Linked DNA regions of Homo sapiens: region 2 is linked to region 1. Evidence: read pairs that join two places in POLR2A ChIA-PET (ENCODE). Cell type or tissue: PC-9. All regions are shown on one strand. Each heading gives the region's core, and the rest is flanking DNA. Links, peaks and the distances in the headings are about the cores only.

Region 1 (4,375 bases), core at 116-4,115:
AGTCTCTGTCGCTCAGGCTAGAGTGCAATGGCGCCATCTCGGCTCACTGCAACCTCTGCCGCCCAGGTTCAAGCAATTCTCCTGCCTCAGCCTCCCAAGTAGCTGGGATTACAGGCATGCACCATCACGCCCGGCTAAGTTTTTTGTATTTTTAGTAGAGACAGGGTTTCACCATATTGGCCAGTCTCAAATTCCTGACCTTGTGATCCACCCGCTTCAGCCTCCCAAAGTGCTGGGATTACAGGCCTGAGCCACCACACCCGGCCTCAAAGGCTATTTTAAAGGCCTAACTCTGCCACTTCCTAGCTGCAGGGCCTCTGAGCCTGCTTCTCACCTGTAAAATGGGATGACACCTCCTGCCTTACACAGAGGCCATCGGGATAAAACACAGTGTGAAGGCACTTGGGGTCAGGTCAGAAGAAGACAAGTCCCAGAGAGTCCTACTCTTCACCTGCAGAGAAAAGTCTCAGCGAACCCCTCCCTCGTATGTCTCATGTGAATTTCTACCTTAACTGACATTTCAGTTTCCGGGCTCCGGAGAGACCTTGAAGAGGGCCAGGACCCCAGAGCCCACCTGGAGCCCAGCAGCCCCTCCCCTCCAGGCCTGGAGCCAGAGCCTCCCAGCTGCTCTCCGCACAACCACAGGGTGCCTGCCCCACCCCCCGCCACCCTCCAGGGGACAGAAGCCGGGCAGGGTACAAGAGGGGCGTCGGCTTCCATTAAGACCCCCGACATGCCTTTAGGCCCACACTGCCCTCGGACTATAGCCCCTCTCCGGGGCCTGCAAATCCTGCTTGAGGGCTAGGCAGCTGTTTGTAATCGGCCAGGCCCTAGCTGCAGGAAGGGGAGGTGGGAGCGTATGCATGTGAAGGGGCCCAGGGCGTGCAAGGACAGGCCCAGCAGGGGCGGGGGGACGTGCAGGGGCGGGGGCACATGCAGGCTTGGCTTGGGCTGCCCCTCCCAGGGCTGTCCCAGCAGAACTGGAGACCCGGGCAGCCAGAAAAGGAAAGAAAGAGGGAGCGGGTGTCTGCACTTCGGAGCTGCTTTCCTTTATCACTGGTGAGCAAGGAGATTTTCAGGGTAATGGTGAAACCTATGGGCTGCGGAGGCCGGGGTCCAGAACCTCCCAGCGTGGGTGCTGCCTGCTCACAGAGGGGCGAGCTGCCCACCACCACGGTTGTAGGGTGAACATTGGTCCTCAGAGCCTGCCCTGGGCAGAAAGCCCCTGCATTAGAAAGCCTGGGACCCCTCCAGCCCACTGAGGCTGAGAAAAGACCCAGTTTTGAACACCGTCCCCTGACGGTGGCAAGAGACGGGCAGGGTTGCTTTCCCCAGCGACAGGACTCCGAGTGCAGTCCGCCATAGCCAGCAGCATCTCCGTGCCCGGCCCATCCCTCGTCAGTGAAGCCCACCCGACAGGCCAGGACTCCCAGGCCTGGTCTCCCCACTCCTCACCAGCCTGTGACACCAGGAACCCACACCTTCTAAGTCTGAGCTTATTCATCTGCCAAACGGCCCCCAGGCCATAAGCCAGGCCACTGACTCTGTGCCCCCTCCCCAGAAGACATCAGAGTCCTCTCCAGGAGTCCAGGCAGGTCCTGTCCCACCCCCTGCCCTTCCCCGTCAGGCCTGGCACCCCCGGGCAAAGGAAACTCATCTGGAGAAGCTCCTGGGAACTGAATACAGAGGAAGGTTCCACAGCCCTCACCCCCCATATTATCTATAAACTGCACCCCCTACCCCACCCCCCATATTATCTATAAACTACACCCCCAACCCACCCTCCATATTATCTATAAACTACACCCCCTACACCACCCCCATATTATCTATAAACTACACCCCCACCCCACCCCCATATTATCTATAAACTACACTCCCACCCCACCCCCATATTATCTATAAACTACACCTACACCCCACCCCCATATTATCTATAAACTACACCCCCACCCCACCCCCATATTATCTATAAACTACACCCCCACCCCACCCCCATATTATCTATAAACTTCACCCCCTACCCCAGCCCCCATATTATCTATAAACTACACCTACACCCCACCCCCATATTATCTATAAACTGCACCCCTCTACCCCACCCCTGTATTATCTATAAATTGCACCCCCTGCCCCGACCCCTATATTATCTATAAACTACACCCCCTACCCTGCCCCCATATTATCTATAAACTGCACCCCCTGCCCCAACCCCCATATTATCTATAAACTACACCCCCTACCCTGCCCCCATATTATCTATAAACTGCACCCCCGCCCTGACCCCCATATTATCTATTAACTACACCCCCTGCCCCACCCCCCATATTATCTATAAACTGCACCCCCTGTCTCACCCCCCCATATTATCTATAAAGTGCACCCCCTGCCCCGTCCCCCATATTATCTATAAACTGCACCCCCTGTCTCACCCCCCCATATTATCTATAAAGTGCACCCCCTGCCCCGTCCCCCATATTATCTATAATGTACACCCCTTGCCCTGCCAATTGGAACCTCTGGCCCTTTTGTGCCAACCATTTAGCATCCTCTGAGGTCCCTGGCTGGGCCTGAAGCTGCAAACAGCAGCTTTAGTCCTTCTTTCACACTTTATAAAAGTTACAATTACTGCCTCCCAACCTCCGTATTAACAGCCATGTAAAATAACAGCCATCTCTAATAAGAATTATATGATACCATCTGCGACCATCCCAATAAAAGCAGCAGGCATCGTTATCAATACCACGAGTGCACCTGGTGCTTGCACTGCACGGGACGATGTCCTGCACACCGGGCACACCTAGGGCTTTGCATCCACACCAGTATTGCTTCCTTAGATCCTCACAGCTGCCAGTCCAGGTAGGTGGTGCTATTGCCTCTGATATGCAGATAAGCTGCCTCAGATCAGAGAGGTTAAGTAACATGTTGGAGATCCCACAGCCAGGAGTTCAAACCTGCTCTCTCGGCCTCCGAAGCTCCCGGTGTCCCTGAGAATCACTGCTTCCCTCCTCATCCCCTGAGCTCTCTTTGCAAAAGTCCAAGAGGTGACTGTGAGCTGGTGATAGGGACAGGCTCTGCAGAAGGACAGAGGGCTGGAGGGAGGCACAGGCCCCCACCCTCCTCTGCTCAGAGTTTCCCAAAGTACCCTCAACTGGTCACTGCCGCTGCACTGGGCGGGCAGGACGAGGAGCCGCAGGCCCCAGGCTCCACCTCAGACCCTCAATCTGAAGCTGCAAGGTGGGGCCCCGGGGCTCCTGCACCTGTCCACTGTGAGGGTCCCAGGCTCCAAGCTCCGGCATCCTCTGGCATCCGGTGGTGAGCCCTGCAAAGCCCCACCCTGCAGGAAGCTGGACCTGCCCACCCTCCTTTGCTTCCAGTCAATCCCAGAAAACACCAGGCAACTCCGGGCCAGGGTTACAGACCCAGAGAACTCCAACCCTCTGCAAAATGGCAGTGCAGCTGCTGTCTTGGTACCAGCCCTCTGTGCCAGGACATTCAAGGAGGGCAGGACAGGGGAGCCCTGCTGCAGGTGCCAGAGGCTCTGACAAGCCCACGTGCCATAGGACAGCCTGGTGGGCACAGCACCCATGGCACCCTCTGGGTCCTCACCCACAGCCTTCGGGCTGAGTCCAGCCTGGTCACACATTCCTGTCTCCTGTGGCACTTTCACAAGCCCAGCTCAATTCCATGGGCTCAGCAGACTCCTGCAAGTCACCTCATGGGGGCCACCTGTGACCTCTGAACCAATGGCATGCCTGGGACACACAGTAATAGTAATGACCATAGCCAGCTGTGGTGGTCCTAGCAGTTTACACATGTGAATCCTGAGTCCTCTCAGCATGCCTGTGAGACAGGTATTATTCTCATGCCCACTTGACAGATGGGGAAACTGAGGCACAGGAAGGTGCTACGAACTGCCTTAGCAGCACTGAGCTCAGGCTCATGAGGACGCTGCACAGCCCAGCTGAGAGGCTAAAGGTATGGGACACAGCCGCCCTCCACCCTCCCGGCTGGGGGCCTCCCGGGGCTCTGTGCTTCTCTGAGCTCCACCTCCGCCTCCCTCGGGTGGGGACTCACCCTGCCTCCCACATCGATGCACAAAACAGAAAAGTGCAGGCCCTAAAGCCCAAGGCCACCCAGTGCATTCGGATAAACCAGCCCTACAGACGCCCGGCCCAACACAACCCCAGCCCTACAAACCCCTGCCTTATACACACACCAGCCCTACACACCTCCAGCCCTACACACACCAGCCCTACACACCCCCAGCCCTACACACACCAGCCCTACACACCCCTAGCCCTACACACCTCCAGCCCTACACACACCAGCCCTACACACCCCCAGCCCTACACACACCAGCTCTACACACCCC
Region 2 (4,375 bases), core at 169-4,168, 150 kb after region 1:
AGGGGACCCACACCCCCCCATCCACACAGCCGGGCCACACAGGGGACCTGCACCCCCCCCATCCACACAGCCCGGACACACAGGGGACCCGCACCCACCCATCCACACAGCCCGGACACACAGGGGACCCGCATCCACCCATCCACACAGCCCGGACACACAGGAGACCCGCACCCACCCATCCACACAGCCTGGCCACCTATGCCCTCCAAGGGCTCAAAGAGCATCTCATTTGCCAACATAGCATCTTGAATGAGGTTGCCTCTGGCTGAGGCACAAGCTACAGTGAGAGAGGTGGCACAAGGACTGTGACCCAGGACAGAATTTTTTAAAATGCATGATTGCATTTATGTGCATCACAAATTGGAAAAATGAAATCATTTAGGAATGAGGACCACAACAAAAAACAAAACTGGCTGGGCGTGGTGGCTCACGCCTGTCATCCCAACACTTTGGTAGGCCAAGGTAGGCAGATCACCTGAGGTCAAGAGTTCAAGACCAGCCTGGCCAACATGGCAAAATCCATCTCTACTAAAAATTCAAAAATTAGCCGGGCATGGTGGTGGGTGCCTGTAATCCCAGCTACTTGAAAGGCTGAGGCAGGAGAATCGCTTGAACCAAGGAGGCAGAGGTTGCAGTGAGCCAAGATCGTGCCACTGAACTCCAGCCTGGGTGACAGAGTGAGACTGTGTCTCCAAAAAAAAAAAAAACAGTCATCACAAAAAACAAATCAGTGGCAATCTCTGCAGGGAAGGGCAGATACGATTGCTTCCGGGGGGCGTGGGAGGCACACCTGGAGGGAAGGCAGCATCATTTCTCCAGTCCTGAGTGGCAGTTACAACTTTCCCCTTTCACAGACCTGGAGACAAGGTCCTTCTCACCAGTTGGGGGAACTTGGCCTTCACCTCCCTTCCCTGGCCCTCAGTTTCCTCATGTGTAAATGGAGAAGATAAAGATAATGACCCCATCTCCCTGCAGCTATCTGGAGGCCACATGAGTGAGGAACCAGCCATGCCTGATGCGCCACGGGCACTCTGGTGCTGGCGGCCAGTGAGTGGCCGATGCTGCTGGATTTCCCCAGCAGGGAGTCAGTGGTATTCCTGCTGTACTGATGTGCGGACAGCAGAGGCAGGATTTGAACCCGAGACTACCTGACTCTAGAGCTTGTGCTCATTAACCTCTGCCCCCGATAGGAGGAGCAGGAGAGACCCAGCCCAAGGTTCGGCAGGGAATACAGACAGGGTGCCCGGCTGCCCTTCCTAGCACATCAGATCAGCCAGGGTGAGGCCTGGGCTGAGGCTCCCAGCAATTGTGGGTGGGCATGGGGGGAGCCCAGGGCACTGGCTGGTGAGGTCTGGAGAATGGCAACTTCACAGAGTCTAGTGTGAAAGGTACCTCTCCCCACTTGCAGTGATGGGAAACCAAGGCAGGGAAGGCAGTTGAAGGAAGCTGGTTCCTTGGCATGAGCTGGTAGGTTGGACCAGTGCCTGTCTGAAGGCATAGGGGAAAGGGGCCGACAGACGTGTCTGGGTGTGAAAAGGACCAGGATGTGAGGCTGGGCGTTGGCTGCTCAGTGTAGAGGAATGGGGTGCCAGTAGACCTGAAGGATGAGGGGCTCTAAACACCCTGGTCTGGCCCAGTTGCCACAGAGCCCACCAAATCTGGAATGCAGGCTGGGTGCTAGAGCAGAGCATTCTGGAAGCTGCCTCCAGCTGAGCAGGAAGGAGCACCACTAATTGTGGAGAGGGTGGAGCTCATTGCCTTGTGCCACCATTGCCACCCCAGACCACTGTGGCTGTCAGCAGGAACAGCGCCAGGCCACACTCCAAAAACTCCAGGCGCTTGTCCTAGGAGCTTCAGGACCCTGGGCCTGTGTCTTAATTGCTGTGAGCCTCAATTTCCTCACGCCAGGCCATTGTATCAAGAGTTCCCCAGCGAATGTTCTCCAGCCATGCAGCCCCCACTAGGGTGACAACTGTCTTGCTTTGCCCAAAACTCTACCACCCCTAGAGCTGAAAGGCTTGAGTCCTGGGAAGCCCCTCAGTCCCGGGCAAGTGAGCGTGGTGGGCCACCCTAAGACAGGCAGCGTGGGTTGGACATGGGGGCGGCCAGGGTCTCACCCCTCAGTGCCCAGCCTGCTGCCCACGACAGCTTTTCCACTGCGAGTGCAGCCCCCTCCCGGGCTTCTGCGCCGTGATTTCGTCACAACGCAGGGATAAGCCCAGACTCTCCAGACAGCTGGGCCTGGTCTGCTCAGCTCCCAGCTCCTGATGACTCAGCCCTGGCTAGGCCTCCCACAGACAAGGCCAGCCAGGGCTGCGGATGCCACGTCCCCACCTCAAGCCTGCCCCTGGGCCCCAGGATGGCCTCCCTGGCTCAGGCCCAGCTGCAGGCAACAGCAGCAGGATCCAGGGAGAGCTCCTGGCCTGAGCGACAGAGAGGCACCAAGCCTGCTCCCCAGCCACGTGGCCCCGCTGCTCACGGTCCTCCTGGCCCGTCCTGGAAGGGGGCTCGTCCATGGACACCCCCACATGAGACAGAGAACGAAGGCAGAGGGCAGGAGGGCGAGGACACGGCCTGGCGGCCTCTCGCTGTACCCACCTCTCACCCCAAGGCCCCTTCACCAAGCCCTGTGGGCCACAGCTGGCACTCAGACTCCACCAGGGGCCGGGCCCGGCTGTCACTCCCATCCTCCAGTGAGCGAACAGGACTCAGAGTGGGCTACATGGCCAGCTGGAGCCACCAGGCCCCCTGTCCCCCACGACCTAAGCTCACCCCTCCACCGGCCCCACTGCATCTGGGTGCAGAGAGAGGGCCCGAGTCTGCTCCCTGCAGGAGGAAAGAGGGTGCAGGGCCGCCGTTGAGGCAGTGGAGAGGCAGCAGGGAGGCAGGGGGAGGCAGAAAGGGAGAAGCTGGGGTTGGGGGGCTGCCGGCTGTAGGTACAGGGAGGAGCTCTGTGCCCAGAGGCCCATGGCGGTTCCCAGCCACATGGCTTGTCCCCCCACCCCCAGGGTCTTCAAGGACCCCACTCACAAGGGCAGCCCTGCAAAGAGAAGCTAGAGAGAGGTTGTGACGGGAACGGATGTGACGGGAGTATCGGGACCCCCAGCTCGAGGGTGGAGGGTGGGGCAGTCCTGGGGGCAGGTTGGGGAAGAAGTCACAGACACCCCCACCTCCACCCCACGCACAGAGCGGTCCTCCTAAGGAGACTGCTAGCAGCGGGAGAGAAGCATGGGCAGCCCCCAGCCCCGCCCTTCCTCTCACCTGCCCTCCTCTCCTACGCCCAGAGAAACCGGAGGCCAGAGCGCAGGAGCAGAGCCCGGGACCTGGGGCCGACATACTTTCCTCTCCTCCCAGCGACTCTCGAGTCTGCAGGACCAAAACCTCCCAGCAGCCCCCTCGCCTCGGCAGGAAGAAGAGGGCTGAAGGCTGAAGCTGCAGAGGGGGAGTTGTGATTTAGGTTGGACTAGACTCCTAGATACCCCCACAAGCCTGCCCTGACACCTCCGAAGTGCCCCCAGGACCCACGGGCCCACCCAAGTTGCCCCACAGGGGTAGGGAGGGAGACTCAGCAGGGGTGAGGGGCGGGTGGGAGAAGAGCCCTTCGCTAGGGACACACTCCCCCCGCTCCGAGCCCTGCACGCAGCCCTGATACACTTAGCCCGACTGTGATTGAAAACCACGCTAAGAGTTCTGGAGCCCATGCCCTGCCTGGCCGCCTGGCCTGGGTGGGCCAGGGGGATCCCCAGAAGGCGCATTTGAGCTGAGTCGGGACAGAGGAGGATGGGCAGACCAGGGGGGTCCAGGGGAGCAGGAAGGTCCCAGGCCAAGTGGGCAGCCAGAGCCCCGAGGCTGAGCATTTCCGCGCACAGGTTTCCCGAGGCTGAGCTTTCGCGCACACAGGTTTCCCGAGGCTGAGCATTTCCGCGCACAGGTTTCCCGAGGCTGAGCATTTCCGCGCACAGGTTTCCCGAGGCTGAGCTTTCGCGCGCACAGGTTTCCCGAGGCTGAGCATTTCCGCGCACAGGTTTCCTGAGGCTGAGCATTCGCGCCCACAGGTTTGTCCCTGCGTGCGTTGATTCATTCAACCGCTCACGGTGAGCGGGCTCTGGGCTGGCAGGTCCTGGCTGCGGGGCCTCTTCCCGTGGAGCTGACAGTCTAGGGATGGGCACGAGGAGAGAGGAGCAAAGGGTCAAGGGGAGGGGCAAAGGCCCAAAGACAAATAACAGGGGAGGAGGAGCCGTCCCTCTGCTCGCCCCCAGCTGGGGTGACCGCGTGGTTCATCCCTAAAACCAGGACACCTAGGATTTCTCCTGGCAGGGCACCAGGAATCATTAAATTTATAAAGGCTGGGAATGCATATTTTAGTGACTCG

The links. Peaks named below come from ENCODE experiments on the same cell type or tissue, not always from the same donor. Only the 100,000 strongest peaks of a DNase experiment are listed, where the experiment ranks them.
Region 2: POLR2A ChIA-PET joins it to region 1 with 7 read pairs; 6 of 35 experiments call an interaction of 5 or more read pairs at or near these places.

Annotation. Positions count from the first base shown.
Region 1 is chr9:134,655,003-134,659,377 of GRCh38, reverse strand. The region is part of intron 1 of COL5A1 (collagen type V alpha 1 chain); the gene reads right to left. Among named protein-coding and RNA genes, the nearest start is that of COL5A1-AS1, 4.3 kb to the right of the region's middle. RefSeq lists enhancers at 991-1,798, 2,855-3,718, 3,719-4,375. In PC-9, for the core only: a CTCF peak has its summit at 2,904; no DNase peak of the experiment used is centred there.
Region 2 is chr9:134,500,932-134,505,306 of GRCh38, reverse strand. All of the region lies in intron 1 of LOC100506532 (a long non-coding RNA gene), which reads right to left. Among named protein-coding and RNA genes, the nearest start is that of MIR4669, 120 kb to the right of the region's middle. In PC-9, for the core only: no CTCF peak of the experiment used is centred there; a DNase peak (open chromatin) is centred at 2,326; H3K27me3 peaks cover 918 bases.